Regions from separate parts of the Homo sapiens genome. Here all the other regions are linked to region 1. Evidence: chromatin loops called from intact Hi-C (ENCODE). Cell type or tissue: Calu3. All regions are shown on one strand.

Region 1 (8,000 bases):
ACATATATAGTTTTATCTATATTTTAATTAAATGTATACACACAACTATATATGTAATATATGTGTATGTCTATATATAGTATATATATACTATATATAGTATATACACACATATATCTACTATATATGTCATATATATGATATATCTACTATATATCATATCTACTTTAATATATAGTATATATAAAATATATATAAGATATGGTATATCTACTATATATCTACATATATAGTAGATATATATACTATATATCTACATATATAGTAGATATATATACTATATATCTACATATATAGTAGATATATATACTATATATCTACATATATATGTAGATATATATACTATATATCTACTACATATATCTACATATATAGTAGATGTGTCTACTATATATCACATATATAGTAGATATATATGTGATATATAGTAGATATATGTGTGTATACACGATATGATTATACACACTCTGAGTTAAATGTATAAATTTTCAGCCATATTTACAAAATTTTTTAAAAGAAGCACAGAGCCCAGCCAGTGTTTCAAATGCGTTAACTGCCTAATAAAAGCATTTTCATTCACATTTAACATGCTTTGTTGAGTTGTTGAGTTACTGAGTGTTAATATGGCAGGCTTTCTGCTAGGCACTAGATACCACCATAGGTGGTCAAGGCACATTGATAGGGTCCCTGATTCCAGTGGGTTGTAAGGTTATAACAGGGATATTTAAACTAACTTGACTCTCAGAGTGAATTAACGCCTCGGGCTTCATAGGCAAGCCTTAATATATCAGTGGAGAGAAAAAAAAAAACACTATACAAAAAGAAGGAAAGAAGAGAGGGGCAAGAGTGGATGTAGTAACACTTCACCAACAATTATCCTGACTATTTCCAGGATATTTTGTATCTTACACAGCCAATGCTCATGCCTGACCTAATTCTAAAAGGAAAGTTAATGGGGACGACCATGAATGGCAACAGCATGGCTCACTGAGTTTTCAAGAGCTGATTCAGTCTGCCCCAAGGAGGTTCATCTTGCTGGTTAAATCATATCTTTTGAGAATCGGGAAAATTCAAGATGTTTGATGCTTGTAATACCGGTTACTAAAAGCTGGTCCTAGTTTTTAATCTATATTTTAATTAAATATAATTTTTATGACAAAACGTTTGTAATTTATAGCAGTTTTCTCACTCAATTATTTGAGTATAACAGGAGAGAGGATGCTATTTTTCTATGCTGCAACAATACTCATTTATAGGGGCTGTTAATGGTTTGGGGTATTTCACATACCTAACTGCAAGCCATATAATATTATAATGAGGTACTAAGGACCATTATTAATTTAATAATTCAAAGTTTAAATGCTGCAAAAAGAGCAACATTGAACAATTATTCCAGTTCCACAAATTATCTGTAGTAAAATTTCATTGAATTAATTTAAATTTTCTGAAGGAATTGCTGAGACTTGATGCAGCAGGTTATGGGGAGAGTGGGGTGGAAATTTTCATAGTTTGAGCCAAGGAATTGCTCAAGAGAGAACCCACAAGAAAATGTATGTTCTTATTCTAACACAGGACTTTGCATAGGTAGAGATGTTTCCTTAATTTGGATGCAGTCCAGAGCCTTGAAAAGCATTATTTATCAGTTGAGTCATTATGGGCTTCAGCTAAGAGGCTCATAGTTCATTACAGGAAGCCTTGGGAAAATGATTTCATGGCCAAGTTCCATATAAATTACAGCACAGGCTAACAGTAATATTCAGTAATAGTAGTCACCTAAACATTGTTAAGAATTTCTAATCCTAGGAAACAACATGTCATTGCTATGCCAGGTTTTCTTATGTAAACATGTTCATCCTCTGCATGAAATTGCTCTTCCTTCTGCCTGAAATGCCTTCCCCTCATTCTGCCCATGAAAAGCTTCTATTTTTCCTCCCATTTCATCTCATGACTTTCCTCTAAAATGTGCTCCTCAGGCCTTTCCTTTTTCTATTTTCCAACTGAACATTCTAACAAACTCCATTAAAGTACTTTTACTGCTGTATTCCAATATTTGATGGCATGTTTGTTCTAGACTGTGAACAACTTGAAGGTAGAGATCATGTTTTTGATTTTCATCATTCTAGTACCCACTGGAGTGGCACATAAGGAGAGCTCAATTCTATTTGTTGAATTTACTTTTGTTAATTAATTTTTATTTTTATTTGAAGTTCCAGGGTACATGGGCAGGATGTGCAAGTTTGTTACACAGGTAAACGTGTGTCATGGTGGTTTTTGGTACCTATCAACACATCACCTAGGTATTGAGCCAGCATACATTGACTATTTTTCCCAATGCTCTCCCTCCCCTGACTCCACTCCCTGACAGGCCCCAGTGTGCGTTGTTCCCCTCCCTGTGTCCATGTGTTCTCATTGTTCAGCTCACTTATAAGTGAGAACGTATGGTGTTTGGTTTTGTTTTCTGTTCCTGGTAGATTGCTGAGGATAATGGCTTCCAGCTCCATCCATGTCCCAGCGAAGGACATTGTCTCATTTGAATTTACTTTTAAGATATTGAGTGGGTCAAACCAGGTCACTAGGTATCAGTTATAATGAGAGATTTTTATTTGGGTTTTTCCTCCCGCATCTCCATTCTGGTTAATTGTATAACCACCACATCCTTCACTCAGAAGGCTCCACACAGTGGCAACATTCCAGTGGGTGCTAATAATGGACAGGCACTAATGAGGAGGACAAGAAGGAGAAGAGGACCTCGCAGATCATAAAAAGACGATCACATGCAAAGGGAGGGTGGAGCACGGAGCAGGAAATGGCAGATCTGACATTTTGTTAAAGGAAGTTAGACTCGATTGTGGGCACTGAGACTTGAAGAGTTGAATGGATTTTAATTCGCTTGAAAAATAAAACAGTAGAGATTACAGAGGGAGAGCTTGTTAAGCAGTAAAGATGATGTTTACTTTTTAAAAAGTGTTCATCTTGAATAAATTACACAAAGAGCTAAACCAGAGGTCATGTGCTATTGATCAGTGGGCCTTACCCAGCTCCAAATGTGTATCATTTTGCTCATCCATTGTTTGAAATAGGGCAAATTTAAAATTCAAAAGATTTCACATAAAAATCTAAGTTTCTGAAACTTCTTTAAAAATGTGGAAATCTGGTGAAGCTTTGTCCACATGGTGACACCCTTGAGGAGAAAGCAGAGAAAGGCAGTGAAGATTGTAGGAACTGGAGTCAAACTGCTTCTGTCTAAAGCCAGCTCTACCTCCATGCACAGAATACTTCCTAAAATGAGACATGCCCATTCACATCAAAATAATAGCAAATGCTACTTTTAGTGATAGCATTATAGTTTTTAAGCATTTAAAAATTATTTTAAAATATTGCTTTTTCCATTTTATTTCTTCTTTTTAAAATGTCTTTTGGATGTTTTATAAGATGAATTAGTTAGAACATATTGTACATATACACATAGATATATGATCTCCACACAATAAACATATCTTTAAGTCTCCATTTTATCAGTTAAAAAGTATGCATGTTTCAAGATCTTTTCAAAGACATTTTATTTACATTAAATTTAAAATTACATGGGTTTTATGGGTAAATATCCTTTAACAAAGACCTGGAAGTTTCTGTAACCTCTTGTAAAACTAACTTGTTTGTTTTATGAATTCTTCAAGATAATGCAATTCATACTAAAGAAAGTTGAAGAGTACTAAATGTATACTTCAGTGCCTATATCAACCAGCAAATATAAATTCTAATCCTCTTGTCTCCTTCCCTCAATTTGGTTTCAGGGACCTGTCTGTTCAACCACAATAGTCCAAAACTTTGAACATTCTCTTTCCTTAACAAATTATTTAAAATGCAGCCACTAAAAAGACAGTTCTCTCTGGAAGCAAAGGATTGAATTACCTCACATGATCTCTTCTTGCCTATAATTGAAAAACCCCTTTGAACAAGTAGAATCATGGAATTTATGCTTGATTTATTTCTAGTCTTGATTGTTAATCATCACCTCTAACCACACATCGAAAACTGAAAGGGAATGGGCATGAATCAAGTCTTTCAACACCTTAGAGAGAGGTTTCATATAAATACAAGGTACTATTCATAGATACCACACCTTAAATGACTTTCTTCTTTCAATAGAAAAGAAAACGAAATAAAGCCCAACCCCAAAAGCCTGCTGATCAGCTCGACTACCAGGGGACACTGATTATAGACTACAGGACTTTAACCTAGCTATTTGGCACCATTAGAATGTTTGATCTTTCAGTTACTAGAGTTTAAATGAGATTTAACACCGAATTAAACTTGTGTCTATTTAAAGTACAATTTTTGAGCCTCTTAACTTATTGTAAATACAATAGCATTATGCCAAACCCTCAAAGTATAATAACCTTCTTCCCCACCCTGGTATCTTCTGAGAAGTTCAGCAGAAGACTGTACCCACTTACTAAGTTTGAATCTTTTGTACTCCAGTTCTTTTCTGACCTCCAGATAGGTTTTCAACACAACCTTGGTCACCCGAGCATTTCTTTTAATAGAATACACCCTTCAGGATAGCAAAGTTAAATGGGCACATGGTGAAGCCTGGCTGTCCATGTTCACTACCAGCTCTGTCACTGAGTAGCTGTCCAAACTTGGCCAAGTTCCTTAATCTCTTTGTGGTTTTCTTCACTCCTTTGTAAAAAGAGAAGGATAATGTTACCTACCTCCTAGTACTGTGAGAATTAATCAGGCGATCTTTATTAAAGGTCTGAGTGCATATGTCCTTGCAATGCTACCCCTCCACTGGAATGCAAGCATTTGCAGGCTCAAACCCATGTCCAGCACAGTGTATGTTCACTGAATATTTGTTAAATGAAGATCTTTTATTTTTACAAGGTCTTTATAGATTCAGAAATACATATATTTATGGCATTTATTATATGCCAAACACTGTTCTAAGTACTGTACAAATATTCACTCATTTAATCCTAAAAACATCCCTATAAGGAAGGCAATAATATCATCCTATTTTCCAGAGGAAGAAACTGAAACACAAATAATTCAGTCAATTTGCCTGAGGTCACCTGCTCTTAAAGAAAATTCACACCCAGACAGTCCTGCTCTTGAGTCCATGGTGCACTATACAGACTTCTCAAACCTCAGTGTACATAGGAATCTCCTGGAGAGCTTGTTAAATATGTATTTTAAAGTCTAGCCTTTGATATTTGAAAACAGGAAGTTGACGTTGGGGTCCAGTAATCACTATTTCTGCCAGGACCTAGGGGATTCTGGTGCAAGTTACCCTTAACCTACACTTTGAAAAAACACTAGACTAAGATAATGGTAAAACATTAGTCTGATCACTACACAAAATGAATGGCATGGATGAGAATAAGCTAGACTTTAGACCAACATGATACTTAATAACATTGAGCCAAAGATAATACTTTTATTCCATTTTGGAGTTATGTCTGGGCTGTGACATACCTCTGTATGAAATGACAGATAACAGAAAATATATCAGAGCCAAATGATGGAGTGGCAGTAAAATACCAATACTGAAATGCTCAACCAAGAGGCAGTGTAACCTGTACATGTGCAGACAAGAAACCAACATAGCTTTGATGAGAGTTATTCGAAGTACTGCCATTTCTTCATGGTAAAGAAATCAAGCCTTTCATTTAGTCATATTTAGAAACCAGCTGAAATTCTCTGTGTCCATTCTAGACATTTAAATGAAAAAATGTGGAAATGCTTGTATAGCAAGGAGGGCCACACAATCAGGCTTGATTTCTGACAGGAAGAAAAACTACATGGTATGGCTGACTTCAAAATGCTCATTTTTATGCATTTAATGTTCTAAAACTGAGATGTGTTTTACAATCAGTGTATTCATTAAATGGGGTAGTATTTTTCCCTTTCCATTCAAAATAGTACCTTAGGATTGAAAAGTACATAATAATTTACTTTTGAATTTACTTTTTAGGTGACACAGATTACAAAAAAAATTATAAAGCATAATTTTAAGTCGTAATAAAAAGAAAATTGTTTGCAACTACTATTTGTTTTTGAAAAGCTAAGCAAGTCTGTCATGATTTTTTTAACACATAAATCAAGATTTAAATATCAAAATATAGAGTAACAAAGTAAAGATGAGTTAATTCACCACAATTTAAATTTTTCTAGGGGTGGCCATTTGCAAACTACAAATAATCTTTGTTTATATGATCTCTCTCCAGCTCCCCTTACCTCTGAGTCTTCAAAGTCCATTTTAACACTCCATATGCCTTTTTACTCATGGTGGGGAGGTTTGTTTCAGTTGAGTATTATCTCTGACATAAAAAATAATCACATAACTATAATAAAGAAAAATCATATTACTTGATTCTAAAGAGAAGCAGAGAAGCTGTTTTTCCATTTAAAACCACTGACTGGGGATTAATGAACTAGAATCCATATTGTTTAAAAAGTAATTGACTTTAGGTTTTTAAAATAGAAACATATCAAATTTACCTTTAAAAAGAAAGTTAAAACATGACTTCTCAATATATGTACCAAATATGCAACAAGTAGAGAGTTCCCCCTAAGTTGCCCCAGACTAGTGTTAAAAATGATGTCACAAAAACAGCTACAGAAGAGAACATCTCTGGCTCTGTCGCCACCACTTCCAAGGACATACCAACTTTCTCCTTAAATTGATTTTGTATGTCCAGGTTTCACATATTCACCAACCGGTTCTCTTGGTGTCTCTATAGTACGTTATTTTCCTGCTGATAGTTCCAGTCAAGGCTACCCATGTCTGCCAAGGCTCTATTGTCCCTAATTATTTCTTTAAAGCCAACCTTCTGCTGCTGATATCTACGAATATGTGGACCAAGATCCACAAATACCTGATGTTTCAGGGCCTTCAGCTATGTGTCAAGAAGCCTGCCATTTGTCAGCACAGCCTACTCATAGCTTAGCTTTCACTTATAAATGAGAGCATAAAGTACTTGGTTTTCCATTCCTGAGTTATTTCATTTAGAATAACGGCCTTCAGCTTCATCCAAGTCGCTGCAAAGGACATTGTTTTGTTCCTTTTTATGGCTGAGTAGTATTCCATGGTATATATATACCACATTTTCTTTATCCACTCGTTGATCAATGGGCACTTAGGTTGATTCCATATCTTTGCAATTGTGAATTGTGCTGCAATAAGCACACATGTGCATGCATCTTTTTCATATAATGACTCCTGTTCCTTTGAGAAGATACTTAATAGTGGGATTGATATACCAAATGGTAGATCTACTTTTAATTCTTTAAGAAATCCCCATACTGTTTTCCATAGAGGTTGTACTAATTTACATTCCCACCAGCAGTGTATGAGTGTTCCTTTTCACCACATCCACGCCAACATCTACTGTTTTTTGACTTTTTAATAATGGTCATCCCTGCAGGAGTAAGGTGGTATTTCACTGTGGTTTCAGTTTGCATTTCCCTGATGATTAGTGATGTTGAGCATTTTTGGCCATTTGTATCTCTTTTGAGAAATGTCTATTCATATCATTTGCCTCCTTTTTGATGGGATTAATAATTTTGTTACTGATGTATAACTCTAGGTAACAACAGCTAACCCAAAAGAACTAATTTTATTACCAAAAAAATGACTTTTATCTTGGGCAAGCATAATCTTGATGAAGATGAAAAAGCGTTATTAAAATGAACCAGGGTAAAAAAAAAAAAAAAAAAGAAACAATAAAAATGATTTGTTCCTTTTATACCGGGGTTCTTTCTTAAAACAAAGTAAAGCGAAGAAGAACATGGTGTCATAATGCATTTTGAAAATGTAGTAAAGTTTTCAAGTGGGCTAAAGCCTCTAAAGAGAATATCATATATCAAAGGATAAGCAAATAATCAGAGCCCAGTAGAATAAAACTGATTTAGCACAGGTTTTTAAAAAATTCACGCATCATCTTCAAAAGTAGGTTACTTACAGCTCTGGGATTTAACAAAACTATTTACCCTTC
Region 2 (8,000 bases), 380 kb before region 1:
TTAGTGTCTAATACTTCTCCTGTTTTTCCTAAAAGAGATTAAATTCATATCAAATTATGCATCTGAAATATATCATACACTGTAAGACCAATAATCTCATCCAATGATTGATGTGAATTCATTAGCAGAGAAGATGTGAATTCATTAGCATTAGAGAGATGTGAATTCATCTCAAAGAATTACTTTGAGAACTTAAAATCTGAATCATATGCACCTGAAATATATTTTTAAAGGGTAATTTCTTAATAGAACTTTCTCATTAATCTTTTAAGCCGAAGGATAAATAGAAGTTCATTACTGACTGTAGACCATTCCAATTCGGTTAGATATATTTCATCGTTGTTTCCATATTCTCTTATTTTAAAATTACTCAAAAGTAAACCTTTTACAAAAAAGAAGTATCTCCTTGAATCAGATGCCATTTTCTACATTAAATCAGTTTTTACAATAAAACTTACATTAACTTGCCCTATAAAATGTATTTTTTGCTATTAATGAAATAGACAGATGTTGAACCTTTTACCTAAGGAAATGAAGAAAGCAGAAGAACAAAAATTTACCTCTTGCTGTGAAAGTAGTAAAATATATTTTTCTACACTATGAAACTACAGTGGTTTCTAACCATCCTATATATCTTATAACCATCCTACATAGCTTTATGGAATACTTATTGTACCAGAACAGAGAGGATCAATATGCAGTTAGGCCTCACTTTATGGTTTTATGTTTTCAGATTTGATTTTGAAGGAAAATTTGAGATGTTCAGGATTCAATCAACTTATTCATACTAATTAAGCTATCAGAAGAATGTGGCTGATAATGAAAAATTACAATACATTCTTATTCTTTGTTCCTCCCCCTACACCATCCTTTGTCATTTCATACGCCTTTAATCCTGTCAACCTATCTTCCTATTATGTTAGGATTCCAAAATTTGAAGCAAGATTTTATCAATGTGATGTTAGACTGCTTGGTTTCTGACAATCTCATGGAAGCTCTTGCATAGCAAGTTAGGATACTTTCAAGAAACACGCTATAAATTCTTAGACACCAAGTCTCCACCCATAGATTTTTTGCAGGGCAGGGATGGGACAGAGGGCTTTATCATCAAGAGCAGTACTTTCTAACCTGATCCTCTGATAGTGCATTTTACTTTGGGACAGAAAAATACCCAATGATTACATCCATAAGCTAAAATAATTGTTCTTACCATTTGCCAAGGCAACATTGATCCCTCTTCCAACATTATTCTTAACACCACTCATTAAACTGAAGGGGGAGAAATTGAAATAAATTTAGAATTAAATATTGTACAATAACATATCAGAAAAATAAAGTCTTGCAAAAAAAGTTAGGAATATTATACATATTTTCAATTGTTCAGTGCTGCGGAGGAAATTAAAAAGATCTCTACTAAGTCAGAGAAGACAGTCTAATACTGAATAATTTTAAAGCAATGTCCTTAAATAATATTTCACAAATAGAAATACATATTAAAAAATATTAGGCCTGAAATAATAGACCATTTTTGTGCTACACTGCTTCAGATTATTCTTAAAACATGGACATTAAGCATATGTTCTGCATCATTCTTAAGGTATCAAACAAAAGATAATCTCTTTTCTGCTCTCTTCAATACCAGCGTGACATGAAACAGAAGCGAGATACTACCCCCATCATTTAAATCTAAAAGCAAACAGAGTGGGGGAGCACTCTTTCATGAATGTTTTACCTAATTGTGAACATTCTCCTAGTGATTATCACTGTAAAGTTCGTCTACACTAAGAAATATTGCACTCATGAAATCACTGCATTGAATGACAGTCACTTACGTGGTGACTACCTGAAATAATCGACTTCCATGGGCAGCTCACAGACCACTATATAAAGACAATGACACTGTAAAATGGAAGGTACCAGTGACAAATTTGCTGGTTATCAGTTCAGTTTGTTCAATTGCTCAAATTAGAATTATTAAACTAAAATTGTGAGTTCTTTTAACTCAAAACTTCAAGGTAATAGTAATACTCCCAGTGGTGTGCTGTTAACTATTTAACAACTGCTCTGTGTTTAGGAGAGAGAGGCAATATGCACATATGTGACTACACGTGCACACACTTGTCCTTATATAGACAGAATTATATATACACATAGGTACACAATTTATTATAAACTACTAAAAGATGTATAGCACACAATTTCATAAATAAAATCTACGATGTACTTTATTATAAATCTCAGTCGATTCTCACAGAGTATTTTAGTTGATTTTTCAAACAATTCACATCTGCAGCTGAACTATGGTTGCAATTGATGAATGAGCTCAGTTCTAACAAACGTTGGATCTATGTTAATAAGATAAAATAAAGAAAAACAAATAATGGAGATTCATGTTCAAATTCCACTTGCCTGTCAATGATGACTGAATCAGATAATAAGTTTTAAATATTGGAAGACTACTTCCTACATTTTTGGTGCTATCCACCATATAATAGATATAGATAGGACATATTTTTCAATTTAATCTGTGTAATATTTTCTCCCTCACCTCAAGTCTAGAACTTGAGTCTGCAAACTTTTTGTGTAAAGAGAGAAAGCACTAAAGAAGCTATAGGGAGATACATTCAAAAACACTATAAATAAATCAAAAGAAACACTTTTTTAAAATGTTTATGTAACTCATAGGAAGGCAGGAAAATGAGAAAATGAAAACAAATAATAAAATAGACTTAAACCCTCATATATTAATAATTATAATAAATGAAAATAGTTTCAACATACCAAATAAAGACAGAAATTGGCAAAGTGAATTAAAACAGGAACCAACTACACACTGTCTACAAGAAACTCACTTTAAATATAATTATATAGGCAGTGGAAAGTAAAAGGGTAGAAAGAGACATATCATGCAAACATTAATCAAAAGAGAAATTACAATTCAATTATAAAGAAACAACCCAATTTATCAATGGGCAAAGGGTTTCAACAGACATTTCTCCACAGAAGATATACAAATGGCCAATAAGCACACAAAAACATGCTAGACACCACTAATCATCAGGGAAATGCAAATGAGATTTCACTTCACATCTACTAGGCTGGCTATAATCAGTAAGTCAGATAATAACAAGTGTTGGCAAGGATGTGGAGAAATTGGAACCTTCATACACTGCTGGCGGAAATGCAAACAGATGCAGCCACTTTGGAAAACTATCTGGCAGTTCCTCAAATAATTAAACAGAGTTACCACCTAAAACAAAATCCACTCCCTGGGAGTATAAAGAAATCAAAACATATGTCCACATAAAATGTGTACATAAATGTTTCTGTAAATGTTACTCATTATAGTTAAAAAGTGGAAACAACTCAAATGTCTACCAACTAATGAATGAGTAAACAAAATGTGGTATATCCATACAATGGAATATCGTTCAGACATAAAAGGAATGAAGTTCTGATACATGATATAACATGGAGGAAGCCTGAAAACATTATGGTAAGAAGCCAATCACAAAAGACCAAATATTATATACCACTTATATGAACTGTCCAAAATAGGCAAATCTATAAAGACAGAAAGGAAACTAATGGTTAACTTAGGGTTTGGGGGTGGGGAAGTGGGGCAGGACAAGAAAGGCATAGAAGGATATTAGCTAAGGGGTACAGGGTTTCTTTTTGAGGTATAAAAATTTTCTAAAATTGACTGTGGCAGAGATTGCATATATCTGTGAATATAATAAACCACTGACTGTATAATATAAATGAGCAAAATGGACGGCATGTGAATTATATCTCAAAGCTGTTTAAAAGTACTAGCTTGGAGCATATACATTTAAAAGGTTCTATGCTTTACTACTTAACCATTGGCTCAGCTGCATCAAAGAGAAGGAAGTTTCAAAATGTACTGTTCTGTTTCTTTCAGAAATACATTCAATAAGTAAACTCCATCATTAAGAAGTAACTGCTGTGATTAACGGGTTAAGTGCCAGAGTGACTTTTCCAAGTAAAGATCATCAAGGAGTATGATGTGGCATTTTACAGACTGAAATCTATCATAAAGCAAAGAAATAAAGGTAACAAAGAAGCACAATGACATAGGCTTCCCACAAGAGGGCAGCAGCTTATCAATTTTTAAAAACTGAAATTCAAACAGAAAATCTCTAACAAATAAAAAATCCACTGAGATTTAAAATGTATAAAGGTTAGTAACCCTTACTAACACAAGTTGAAATATTTTCTTTTATCCTTCATGAATATAAGGTACCCCTTCCCACATCTCTAGGCAAAATTCTAAAGGAAATGATTATATCATCTGTAGAAATACTCAATATATCCAAATATAGATTTGTTTCAAATAGCTACTTCATGTCCTAGTTATTAGTTATTATCTCTTAAGATGGTTAGTTTAAAGCAGGGCTTGGCAAACTATAGCTCACGAGCCAAATCCTGCCAACTGGTTTTTTGATTTGTTTTACTACTCATGAGCTTAGAATAGTTTTTACATTTTTAAATGGTTACATTTTAAATGATTATGTAAGTACATACATAATAACCTTGATTTTACCTCTTTGCCCTCATAGCCAAAAACATTGATCCCTTGTTAAAAAAAAATCCCTCAAAATAATCTCATATTCTTGCAGCAAACATTACCATTAAAATCAAAAGTAATGAATTATTCCTAATATCAAATTCATACAAATTGAAATCAAATGAATATATGCCTTAGATGAAAATTATAATTGGAACATAAGTTAGTTCTATGGGTGCTCTAACGAGAAAGAAAAAACCTGTAATCCCAGCACTTTGGGAGGCTGAGGTGGGAAGACTGCTTGAACCCAAGACTTCAAGACCACCTTGGGCAACACAATGGGACCCCATTTCCACAAAAATAGAAAAATTAGCTGCATGTGGTGGTATGCGCCTGTAGTCCCAGCTACTCAGGAGGTGGAGGTGGGAAGATCGCTTGAGTCCAGGCATTCAAAGTTGCAGTGACCTAAAATTGCGTCACTGTACTCCAGCCTGGGCAACAGAATGAGACCCTGTCTCTAGGTAAAAAAGAAAAGAAAAAAGAAAAAGTAAAGGAAAAAAAAAAGCTGCAATTACTGTTTTTCCTGAGACCTGAGGTTCATACCTGCGATTTTCTAACTAATGAGACATTTAAAACACATCTTTATCAGCATAATGTATTTTGACTTCAACTACTTATGACCACCATCCTAATTGTAATTATCACCTGTCTGTATCAGAGTTTCTCAAACCCAGCCTCTCATTTTAAGAGCCTGATAATTCTTGTGGATGAGCTGACCTATGCACTGAAAGATGTTTAACAGCATCTCTGGCCTCTACAAGGAGTACCTCCAAAGCTATGACAACCCAAAATTACAATGTTCCCTGGAAAGCAAAACTGCCCCCATTGAGACACACTGATCCAAGATTAGTAGTCTCCAAAGTGAGTTACATGTACTCAGAGCAGGTGCTGTGAAAAGACTAAATTCTCTGCTTGTGTTATTTTTATTATCTACTTATAGATTTTAGTGAATGTATAAGCAATAAAGTCTGTTACCAACAGGGAGGCAGTATGAAAGTGCTGTGGCAGTAACTGGCAATGGCCTTCCAATTGTCCTCTCTATTCCACTTCCTTAATTATTTTACACAGCAACCAGATAACTTTTTTCAATATAAATAAAATCACGACATGCCAGAATTTGAAATCCTTCCACAAGTTCTCAATACACTCAGAAAAAAGTCTCAACCCTTTACCTGCGTGGCCTACAAGTTCCTATGCAGCCTGGCCCTAATTCACTTCTCTCCAGAGCTATCCAATCTTAGGGCCTTCGAGCAGGCTTCTTCCTCCTGCTCGAAGACCAAGGATGGTCTTCCTTTCTATCCCTCAGATCTCAGAATACACATCACTGTCTTAGAAACTGTTCCATAACCCTCAATCTAAAAGTTAGACACCTCTTTCCATCCACTCTCGCCAGTACTCATCACACCCTGCTGCCCTGCAGGGCTGGTATCACAATTTGTTTGTTCATTTTTTGTTGTTGTTGTTGTTTTTTTTTTTTTTTTTTTTTGAGACAAAGTCTCGCTCTGCCGCCCACCCAGGCTGCAGTGCAGTGGTGCGATCTTGGCCCACTGCAACCTCCATCTCCTGGGTTCAAGAGATTCTCGTGCCTCAGCCTCCCAAGTAGCTAGGATTACAGGCCCATGTGCCACCACGCCCGGCTAACTTTTGTATTTTAGTAAAGACGGGGTTTCACCATGTTGGCCAGGCTGGTCTCAGACTCCTGACCTCAGGTGATCCACCCGCTTCGACCTCCCAAAGTGCTGGGATTACAGGCATGAGCCACCACGCCCAGCCTGGTGTCACAATTTATAAGTACGTATTTTTTTTAAGCATCTGTCACCCCTACTAAACTGTAAGTTCCATGACAGGAGGGATTATGCTCAAAAATACTTGCTGAACAGGTGAATAAATGACTCTCAGAAAACTTAAGACTCTTTCTTTGGACTTTAACCTGAGGCTTGGGTATAAAATCCCACCAAGTATTTAATCTCTCATGGTAATGGCAGAATGGTTCCTGAAATAAGGATGGATAGGTGGCCTGCCTCATTTAATGGTTAAAGAAACTGAAACACAAATGCTACATGACACGCCCACCATGCTAGAAGCAAATTCTCTGGCTCTAAGCCCAGTATGTATTTTACCAAGCTCCACTGTCTATGCACTGTTCGCTTTCTGACCTTAGATCTTTAGCTGTTCAACATTAGGCTGAGGGATAGAGAACAGCTTCTAAGACAGTGATGTGTACTCTGAGAACCAAAGGTCAAGAAGGAAGACAGCCAAGTGAAGAGTGAGGAAAGACCATCCTAGACAGAAGAGTATACTCTAAGGCCCCAAGATCAGGAAGATCTGGAGAGAAGTGAATAAGGGTCAGGATGTGGGTAAACAGTTGAGCTTTTTTTCTGAGTGTGTTTTGTTGTTTACGGTTTTAATCTGTGAATAAAAAACCTGCTAGTAAACAGTCTGATCTCTTCTTCTCTGAACTAAAATTCACATGCATCAAGGGGGCAGAATAGATGTCCAAAATCATCCATGGGTTAGGTATTCTAAAAGAACTTTGTTCCTGTGATTTAGAATCAAATTTGGGGTCTATTTAACCAAACAAGATAAAGAGTGGAAATGAGAATGTTTTCAAAAACCTACAAACTTCTAAAATGCAAGTGCCTTATTATGCATCAGTAAAACAGGACTATTCTAATGAGAAATCAGAAGACAAATGGATTAACAATAAATCATCATTAGAATACGGGAAAATAAAGGAAATCAGTACAGACCTTAATGATCATCTAGCTCAAGCCCTTAATTTTACAAGAAAAGTGTTGTCCCATGAAGCTCAATAAACTTCTTACAGCTAACTGCCTGCAAAAGAGGCTAGGATAAAAATTTAAGAGCTTCAATATTAAAAAGAAGAGGCACATAAACAGCTAGGAAAAGCTGCCTAGGTCTCCTCTTTGCTATAAAATTATCTCTTTATTCTATATAATTCGTGACAAATTTATTATTTTATATTAAATTTAAATAAGCCCCCATGTCTAGTTTTCTAGGCAATAGCATATTAAAAGCAACCAACTAAAAGTAGGATTTGCAATTTCAGCAGCAGGAACTTGCGAGCAACAGTTGACACTGAGGTAGGATATCAAAAATCCTAAAAACCATCCTTTAGAAAGCATCTCAACATAGGAAACCATTCAGCTTAGAGGCAAGCAGTTTGTGCTGCAATGGAACTGAGGTTATCACTGGATCATTTCACACTTCAACAAGTAGCACTCAAATATTTTAAATGAAAGACGTTGGATTTCATTTAAAATAAAGAGAACACATTCATTGTCCAGGGCAATGTTGCAAATAGGATTTCTGCCACGATGAAAATGCTCTCTCTGCTGTTCCATTTGGTGACCATGAACCACATGTGGCCACTGAACACCTGAACTGCGGT
Region 3 (8,000 bases), 250 kb after region 1:
CAGCACCAATACTTATTAGTCATATAAAAATTGTCAACTTACTTAAACTCCCCAAGCTTCAGTTTCTTCACCTATAGAATGGAAAAGTTAAAAATGGTCACCCTATAGGGTTGTGGTGAGGTTTAAATGACCTAAAATTTGCAAAGCAGTACAGTCCCTTGAATGTAACGTGCTACTGACTCATAACTAGTATCATTGTCATGTGTATATATGGACAGCCAAGATATCACAGTGAGTATGGTATACTATTCAAGTTTTTCATGATTAAGGTGTTCTTAAATAATTGTTGAATAGAATTATGGATGCACTTCAAATCTCATTTGCTAGCATTGTAATATATTTAATACAAACTTAAAAAAACAAAAACAATAAAAGATAAAATAGTTGTCAGGACAGAGTAGCATAAAGGGAGTGTCTTTGTAGCATAATATTTTGACCTATGAGAAATTTTGTACAATTTCCTGAAAAAACGTCATAATGAATTATACATTAGTAGACTTACCTTCTTGAAGGTCAGTGGGTTGTTACTAGCATTTGTTAAGGTCACATGTATGTAAACACTGTACTGCACCTATGTTTTAAAAAGTGAAATGAATATTATTTACTTCTTGGAAGATTATATACTACAAATTGAACTGTTGATGAAGTCACTCTGGGTCCCTAAAGACTGAGTGAAAGAGGTAGAATTAGAAAGACTTCTTTTGGCTATTAATCTAAAGTGAATATGTAATCATTCAGAAGTACAAAACAGGGATAGATCTTTTCCAATTACATTCAGCATTTGTGTCAATGTTTACATTAGTTGTTTTAGGATCTGCTACTGCCTGAGGAGAAGTCACAACCTCATTGGTTACCTTCTGGGTCTGTAAGTCATTCAGCTTTTCTCTCAGCAGTCATTGTCTTACTACTTTTAAAAATGAGGCTCATAAACTTCAAATAAGGAAGTGGTGGACTTATTAGCATGTATTTACGAAGCACTTTTGGCATGAGCTGTGTTATACTGTACAGAACTTCAAATTAGTGGGAAATAACTGAGTGAGACCTAGTGTAGTCTCAGGTAATTATGACATTTTCTCTGCCACTCCCTAAGAATCACCTCCCTGCCATTTCGTATCAATCCATATTTTACTCAGAATACCTGAAGCTAAGACTGCGCCTTTTCCCTCAGGGCAGATTGTGCTTCTTCCAAGGCAGGCTAGAGAGGAACAGAAGTGGAAAGAATCTCCTATCTCCCCTTGGTCATCTGCATCAACTTTCTTGATTAACAAAGATTTGTCACAGCCAAGGAATGCATTTGCATTTCTCTGTCTCTTTTCTTTTTTTCTTCATCATTCAGTGCTTTGCTTATTAATATTTTAGCACCGGTTCCACAGATCACATCCATTCCTACGTACTAGGTGTTCACTCTTCATTTAAGTAATGAGAGGATGAATGATAAAGCACAGGACTTTGTGTCAGCTAAAAGTTTAAGAAGCTTATACCATTTTTAGTAGGAAATGTGTATAAATTTGAAAAGAATTTGGCCTAAATGGCAGAATTTTTCATAAGTTTTTTATACATTCCTCTATCAATGGAGTGCAGAATTTAGAATCTAAAACCACTCGTTACATCTGAGAGCTTACTAAATCTAAGTGTTTGAAAGCTATCACAGGAATGAGCATCCTAAAGGCTGAGACACTATCTTCTTCTTCTGTATGTCTAGAGTGCCTAGAACCAAGCAGATGAGAGTGGAATGCCAAAAATAAGTTTTTAAAGCAAGAACATGTATAGCTCCCTGATAAAGGAGACTACATTCTCATTCTTTATAGTGAGGATTCTTTGCTCACTGCTCATGTATGGTGCAGTGCCATTTACTTGTACTCTACGTGACTTGACGTGGGCCCCAGACTCACAGCCAGAAGCCTGCACTAACCAGTAACTAGGTTCTCCTTCTTAGCCAGTGTGCCCTGAAGAATCAGTAACTATGACCCAGATCACATGTAGACATGGAAAGGAATCAGTATGTGAGATATAGGCCTGAGGGAGAGAATGAAGCTTCAACAGTTTCGAACTCCTCATGATCAGGAAAATTATATTTTTGTTACTATTTTACTTTATAGTAGCTTGTATTTGATGTCTGAGTACATATTGATCTGGAAAAATGTTATTGATTTTCAATCCAGAAAATGTACTTTACAGAGTAGGTATGCTTCTAATAAGATAATTGGGCTGGCCGGGTGCGGTGACTCATGCCTGTAATCCCAGCACTTGGGGAGGCTGAGGTGAGAGGATCACGAGGTCAGGAGATCGAGACCATCCTGGCTAACACGGTGACCATCCCGGCTAACACAGTGAAACCTCATCTCTACTAAAAATACAAAAAAAAAACAGCCGGGCATGGTGGTGGACACCTGTAATCCCAGCTGCTCGGGAGGCTGAGGCAGGAGAATGGTGTGAACCCAGGAGGCGGAGTTTGCAGTAAGGCGAGATTGTGGCACTGCACTCCAACCTGGATGACAGAGCGAGACTGTCTCAAAAAAAAAAAAAAAAAAAAAACACAAAACAAAAAACAAAGATAATTGGGCTGATTTCAATAGGAAATATATGCAAAACCTGGGAAATTTAGTGTCTATTAATCACTTCTTCTATGGTCATTCCATGGTTTGAACACCAAATAGTGTGTATGGAATTAACTAAATTGTTATTTAAAAGATTCAGCTCTATCTTATAGAAAGGAAACCCTTTGGCAAGATCATAAACTACATATAGAAATATAGGCTTTTCTGTTAATAACATTCTAAAGTATGTATGTTTTTTTCACCATAAGAGCCTGTGTCTCCACATCTAAAATAAAAGATTTACCTGAAGCTTGATAGCATACAACTATATTGTTGATTAACAATAAACACAGGTATTTAAAAAGTAAATTTCTAATTAAAATATAAACTCAAGCTATTAAACAAATAACTAACAAACTCTTACAGATTTACAAGGAGGAGAACAAAGAAGTGAAAACTTATGGGCAAGAAAATATAACTTTCTTTTTGGAGCTCTACTTTATATTAATGTTGATTCATAAATTTTGACACGTCTACTGATTGCTACTACTAAGGCGAGACAAACATAGACATCCAACCAAAGTCGTTTCTGCTGCTTAGGCAGTAGTCCTTTGGATGTTTTGCAATGAATCCTTTATTTTTTTCTTAAGAGATTGTTATGCTTTGTATGTATGCATAAAATTAATGCATTTCTTTTTTTTTTTTTTTTTTTTTTTGAGACGGAGTCTTGCTCTGTTGCCCCGGCTGGAGTGCAGTGGCGCAATCTGGGCTCACTGCAAGCTCCGCATCCCGGGTTCACGCCATTCTCCTGCCTCAGCCTCCCGAGTAGCTGGGATTACAGGCGCCCGCCACCACGCCTGGCTAATTTTTTGTATTTTTAGTAGAGACAGGGTTTCACCGTGTTAGCCAAAATTAATGCATTTCCAAACAGTTTCATCTTGAAGTGTATAGTTCACTTTAAATCATTCCCATTCTGTAAAAAGTGGAATTGATTTTTGGAGGACGAAGTCTACAAATGATATTGTCCAGAGTCACTTCCAACTTTTCTAAAAGTGAACTTGGGATTCATTAGAAGCAAGAACGAGCTTGTTGCTCCAATGATAGAAACGTGAATAGCTCACTTGAGACAATTTGAAGGTCTTCTGCCATCTGGTGGACATCAGTAGAAGTCTCACTCAGTAGAGTAACATCATGTAGTATACACCTAAATTAAAATATATTTTCTTATTCTGAATTCATGTTTTTTGACAATGAAATAATTTTTCTTTTATTTCTAAAGGAACACCCCAACCTAAGCCCTCCCTAAACAAAAAATAACATCAAAGGTTTGAAGTGAAAAATAATTTCTAACTGATATAAAGCTATACATGTATTTATTTGTAAAAGGTATATATATATATTCATATTTCCTAAATAATTTCTGTACCACTGCTAGCATACTGTACATATGCTATGCCATTGCTATCATATTGTACATATGCTAAAATTGTGACTACTAAGTATTATATGTAAAATTTGTTTCCATTTGTAAGACCAATTGTTAGTTGTGGGTGCCCTCCGGTGTTCATGAGGTGAACTGCAAACTAGCAGAGACAAGTCATTTTGGTCACAATCGGCGGCAGTTGTTAACATATTTTTGAGTCCTTGTAATTGTTGTATCAGTGATGACTGATTTACCTAAGTCTACTGCATGCTCTCATTGAGTGGCTTTGTAACTTCAGGTGTCACCTGAAAACAAGTAAGTATATTAATTAATATTCAGCCTGAGAGATCTTTCTCTCCCTCTGCTTTGCAAATCTGGCCCATGAAGAGATATTTATTACTCTGCTTCGTTAGTAAAATATCATAAAATGTTATAGTTTTTCTTTTCCAAATTAGTCCAAACTATCACATTATAAGTGCATTTTGGAAAGTACCAGGGCACTCTCTGATGGGACTAAATTTGGGGCATGATTCCCAGCATGGGCCTGAATTCATTTTAAGAAGTCTCTGAATGATTTTTCATAATACTACTTTTTCAGATGAGACAAACAAGTCTCTTAATTCCCTAAAATTATTTTCTTAATTTACTTATGATAACAAAATGGGATTTTTGTCAGCACGTCTGAAAAATACTGAAATGGCAATTTTAGGTTTTCTTTGGTTTTCTCTGGTTGGGAATTTTAAATTAGTTCAAGGATTGTCTAATAACAAAATGTTCCGATAATAGTATGTCTTTCATAATTGAAATTATCCTCATCCTGAACTGAATATATTTTCAGGTACCAAACAAGAGAAATTAAGTCATCATGAGCTTGCAGATATTCTTTGTTCATTTATTTCTAAAAATGAATCTGTATGCCAGGTATATTCAAAACAATGTTCTAGGCAATATAGAACTACAGAGCTATGGTTCTTATGTTTATAATCCACTAGAGGAGTCAAGATTCATTCAGGAAAAATACAATACGAAAGTATGCAAATAATGCAGTAATAATGATAAAATAGGCAATTGACAATGACAGAGATCACTTCAGTAGAGATTAATGTGAGTAATGAAGGAGGTAGCATTTGACCAAGACCTTTCCAGAATGGAAAGCTGGGATTTGAACAGATAGAGTTAAGAGGGGTGGAAAGAGTATTTTAGATATAGGAAATGGAATAAGCAAAAGCTCCACAGTGGGAAAGTGTAACTTTTTACTTTACATTGAAATAAAACACAATAAAATTTTTATAGAATATGTTTTATTTATTCAAGTCCTCAAGGCTAAGTTCTATCAACAACTGTACTTTTTTCTCTCTGAAGTTTGTAGTTCAGAACCAGAAAATGTTCAGGCTGACCCAGAGAATTATACCAGCCTTCTTGTTACATGGGAAAGACCTCGAGTCGTTTATGATACCATGATTGAGAAGTTTGCAGTTTTGTACCAGCAGTTGGATGGAGAGGACCAAACCAAGCATGAATTTTTGACAGATGGCTATCAAGACTTGGTAACTATATGATCAGTTGTTTTACATAGGGTAACATTATAATTTAATTTCCAAGGTAAGAACTTACAAATGGTTGTATATTATTTTCCTCCATTACTTTTAGACTTTATGTGAAGGTGGGGTAGGCTGAGTATTTTTAAATTTAAAAAAAAATTTTAAATTAGAAGCTATACTAAATTATGTTTAAAGTTACATTTAATTAAATGGATATCATAACTTTGCCAACAATAACACTATAGAGTAGATACATATGACTTATGAACTGGAGATCATTTAGTGTGGCCTTTCTTAAGATTTCAGTTGTAGAATAGTGCCAGAATCTCAGTGCCCTGATACATTTTATATTGTGTCTTCCATTACGCTATATCAGCACAGGAAAAGTAGAGTAGGGGACATACAAGTCCTCTTTGTTGCACCAAAAAATTTTCAGATAACAGCTGGGAAGTCATGATTGGGTCAGAACTTTGGGGATGTAAGAAAACATTTCTTACAAAAAGATCCACCCCTGCCTCCCTCCACCAGCGCATGCGAATAAAGTACAGATTCCCTTTGTGGCCTGAGCATGTCAGTATTAAACTTTGCTCTGGTAGGGAAGTGTTGGCCATAGATTAGGGTGTAGTTGACAAACCTTCATCTGGATGTAGGTCCAGAAAGTCCCCACTGCAGGTTAAAGGACACTGGACTCTGCACTCAGGCACCTAGAGTCCTGCAAGTCCTGGGAACCTGCATTTAAATAAAAATGCACTATTAATTATGTTTCATATCATGTGGACAAAATGGATAAAATTTTAGTAACCTTTTAATTCAGTTGCCTGGAATATGGAGACACAATGACCTGGGAAAATCGTGAAATAAATAGTAATAAAAATGTTTATTTCATAATTACGTGAAGAAGATAATTCTATTACTGTTCTTGCATATATATTGTCAAGAAAAAGAGATAACTTAGTTGTTCACTTTTTCACATTGCTCCTTGTTTGCAAATGCCCCCCATTTATTTGTCTAAAATATTAATTTTTAGTTTGTAGTACTAATTTATGAATTTGATGAGTTCTGGCTAAAAATGAAACTTCCTGAAACTAAATCTGATTTTTAAAAAGCAAAAAAAAAAAAAAAGCCTAGCTTTCCAGTTCTTCATAATTCACAAATACCACAAGTTTAACTAAGCAACATTGCATAAACTTTTCCTTAGGTTAATAAAATAGAAGTATTTTCCACGGACCAGGGAGAAAAAGTTTTCTAGGAAAGATACCTAGTGTGTTGGTAGTCCTATGAGAATAACATTTGTATAATTACTAACATCTTTCTTTTAGGGTGCTATTCTCAATAATTTGCTACCCAATATGAGTTATGTTCTTCAGATAGTAGCCATATGCACTAATGGCTTATATGGAAAATACAGCGACCAACTGATTGTCGACATGCCTACTGATAATCCTGGTAAGTGCCACCAGATACATCTATATATTAACTCAATAAATGAGGTTAGTTTAATTACTGTATGCATTGATGCTTTCTCTCTATATTCTTTTGGCCAAAAGGCAAAGTGATTTTCTCTTAAGTCTGGATTGCCGGGTAATTTTTTGGGGCATGGGACCCATTTCTCATTCAGCAGGTCTGGTGCCAGACAATAAGTAAACTTATCCTTAATATTGGAGTTTACCATTTGTAAAATAAGAGTGACTAAACATATTTATAACATTGTAATAATCATTAAATGAAAATTGCTATGTAAATGTTGAGACTGTTATTTTGGATAATTAAGAGTTGGTTTAATTTGTATTTATTTCCTCTTTTCAGCCCCCAAAGCATTATGTAGTAAGTGTATACATGATCCTAAGACCATGTGAGGTACTTTCAAATATCTATACAAAGCATCTCAAGAGTTTGTCTTAGATCTATTTTTCTACTTTTTATAATTTGGTTATGGGGAGTGGGGTGTTTTCCTCTTGGTTGATTGCCCTTACTCTTCCCAAAAATAAGACAAACAAAAGTTGTTTCTACTTGTGTTTTATTTGCATGTACCTTCTCTAAATGTATGGGAAAATCTTTTGATCTTAGAGCATATGCAATAACTGAATCAAATGCTGACCATCATAATTTGACAATTTACAAGTTTACATAATTAAGTTAGTTTTCCTCTTGTTAGTGTAAGCAGTTTTAAATAATAGAATAGACGTGCATATATGTATATATACATATGTATAATCACATACATCTGCATAAATACATACGTAAATATATATATTCTTTGGTCATCCATATTAGGAGCCTACTCATTGAAACTTTTACAAATTTTAATGTAAGTGAGTGGTTACAAATTATATTAATTATAGCCTATTTTAGTTTTACCTATGGCAGGAAAACTGATGTGCACGGTTTGCATTGTTGTCTAAATGCTGTAGCAGGGACTTTAATCCAACATGAGCTTAAATAAAGTACTTGCTCATTGATCACCTTACCATAGCTGTTCTTACTAGTTGACTTTTTAAG

What was found. Hi-C counts contacts between places; a loop is a spot of excess contacts. Peaks named below come from ENCODE experiments on the same cell type or tissue, not always from the same donor. Only the 100,000 strongest peaks of a DNase experiment are listed, where the experiment ranks them.
Region 2: it touches region 1 in a loop (3.0-fold over the local background); 6 of 110 quality-filtered maps call a loop at or near these places.
Region 3: it touches region 1 in a loop (4-fold over the local background); 37 of 110 quality-filtered maps call a loop at or near these places.

The regions. Positions count from the first base shown.
Region 1 is chr7:121,740,427-121,748,426 of GRCh38, forward strand. No RefSeq gene overlaps it. Among named protein-coding and RNA genes, the nearest start is that of PTPRZ1, 130 kb to the right of the region's middle. In Calu3, no CTCF peak of the experiment used is centred here; a DNase peak (open chromatin) is centred at 4,135.
Region 2 is chr7:121,362,920-121,370,919 of GRCh38, forward strand. It overlaps FAM3C (FAM3 metabolism regulating signaling molecule C), which reads right to left. Exons shown (of 10, transcript NM_014888.3): 6 at 1,211-1,269; 7 at 1-28. Among named protein-coding and RNA genes, the nearest start is that of FAM3C, 29 kb to the right of the region's middle. In Calu3, a CTCF peak has its summit at 4,111 (motif pointing right); no DNase peak of the experiment used is centred here.
Region 3 is chr7:121,991,060-121,999,059 of GRCh38, forward strand. PTPRZ1 (protein tyrosine phosphatase receptor type Z1) reads left to right here. Exons shown (of 30, transcript NM_002851.3): 9 at 5,323-5,507; 10 at 6,821-6,947. Among named protein-coding and RNA genes, the nearest start is that of PTPRZ1, 120 kb to the left of the region's middle. In Calu3, CTCF peaks have their summits at 3,742 and 4,030; DNase peaks (open chromatin) are centred at 3,662 and 4,102.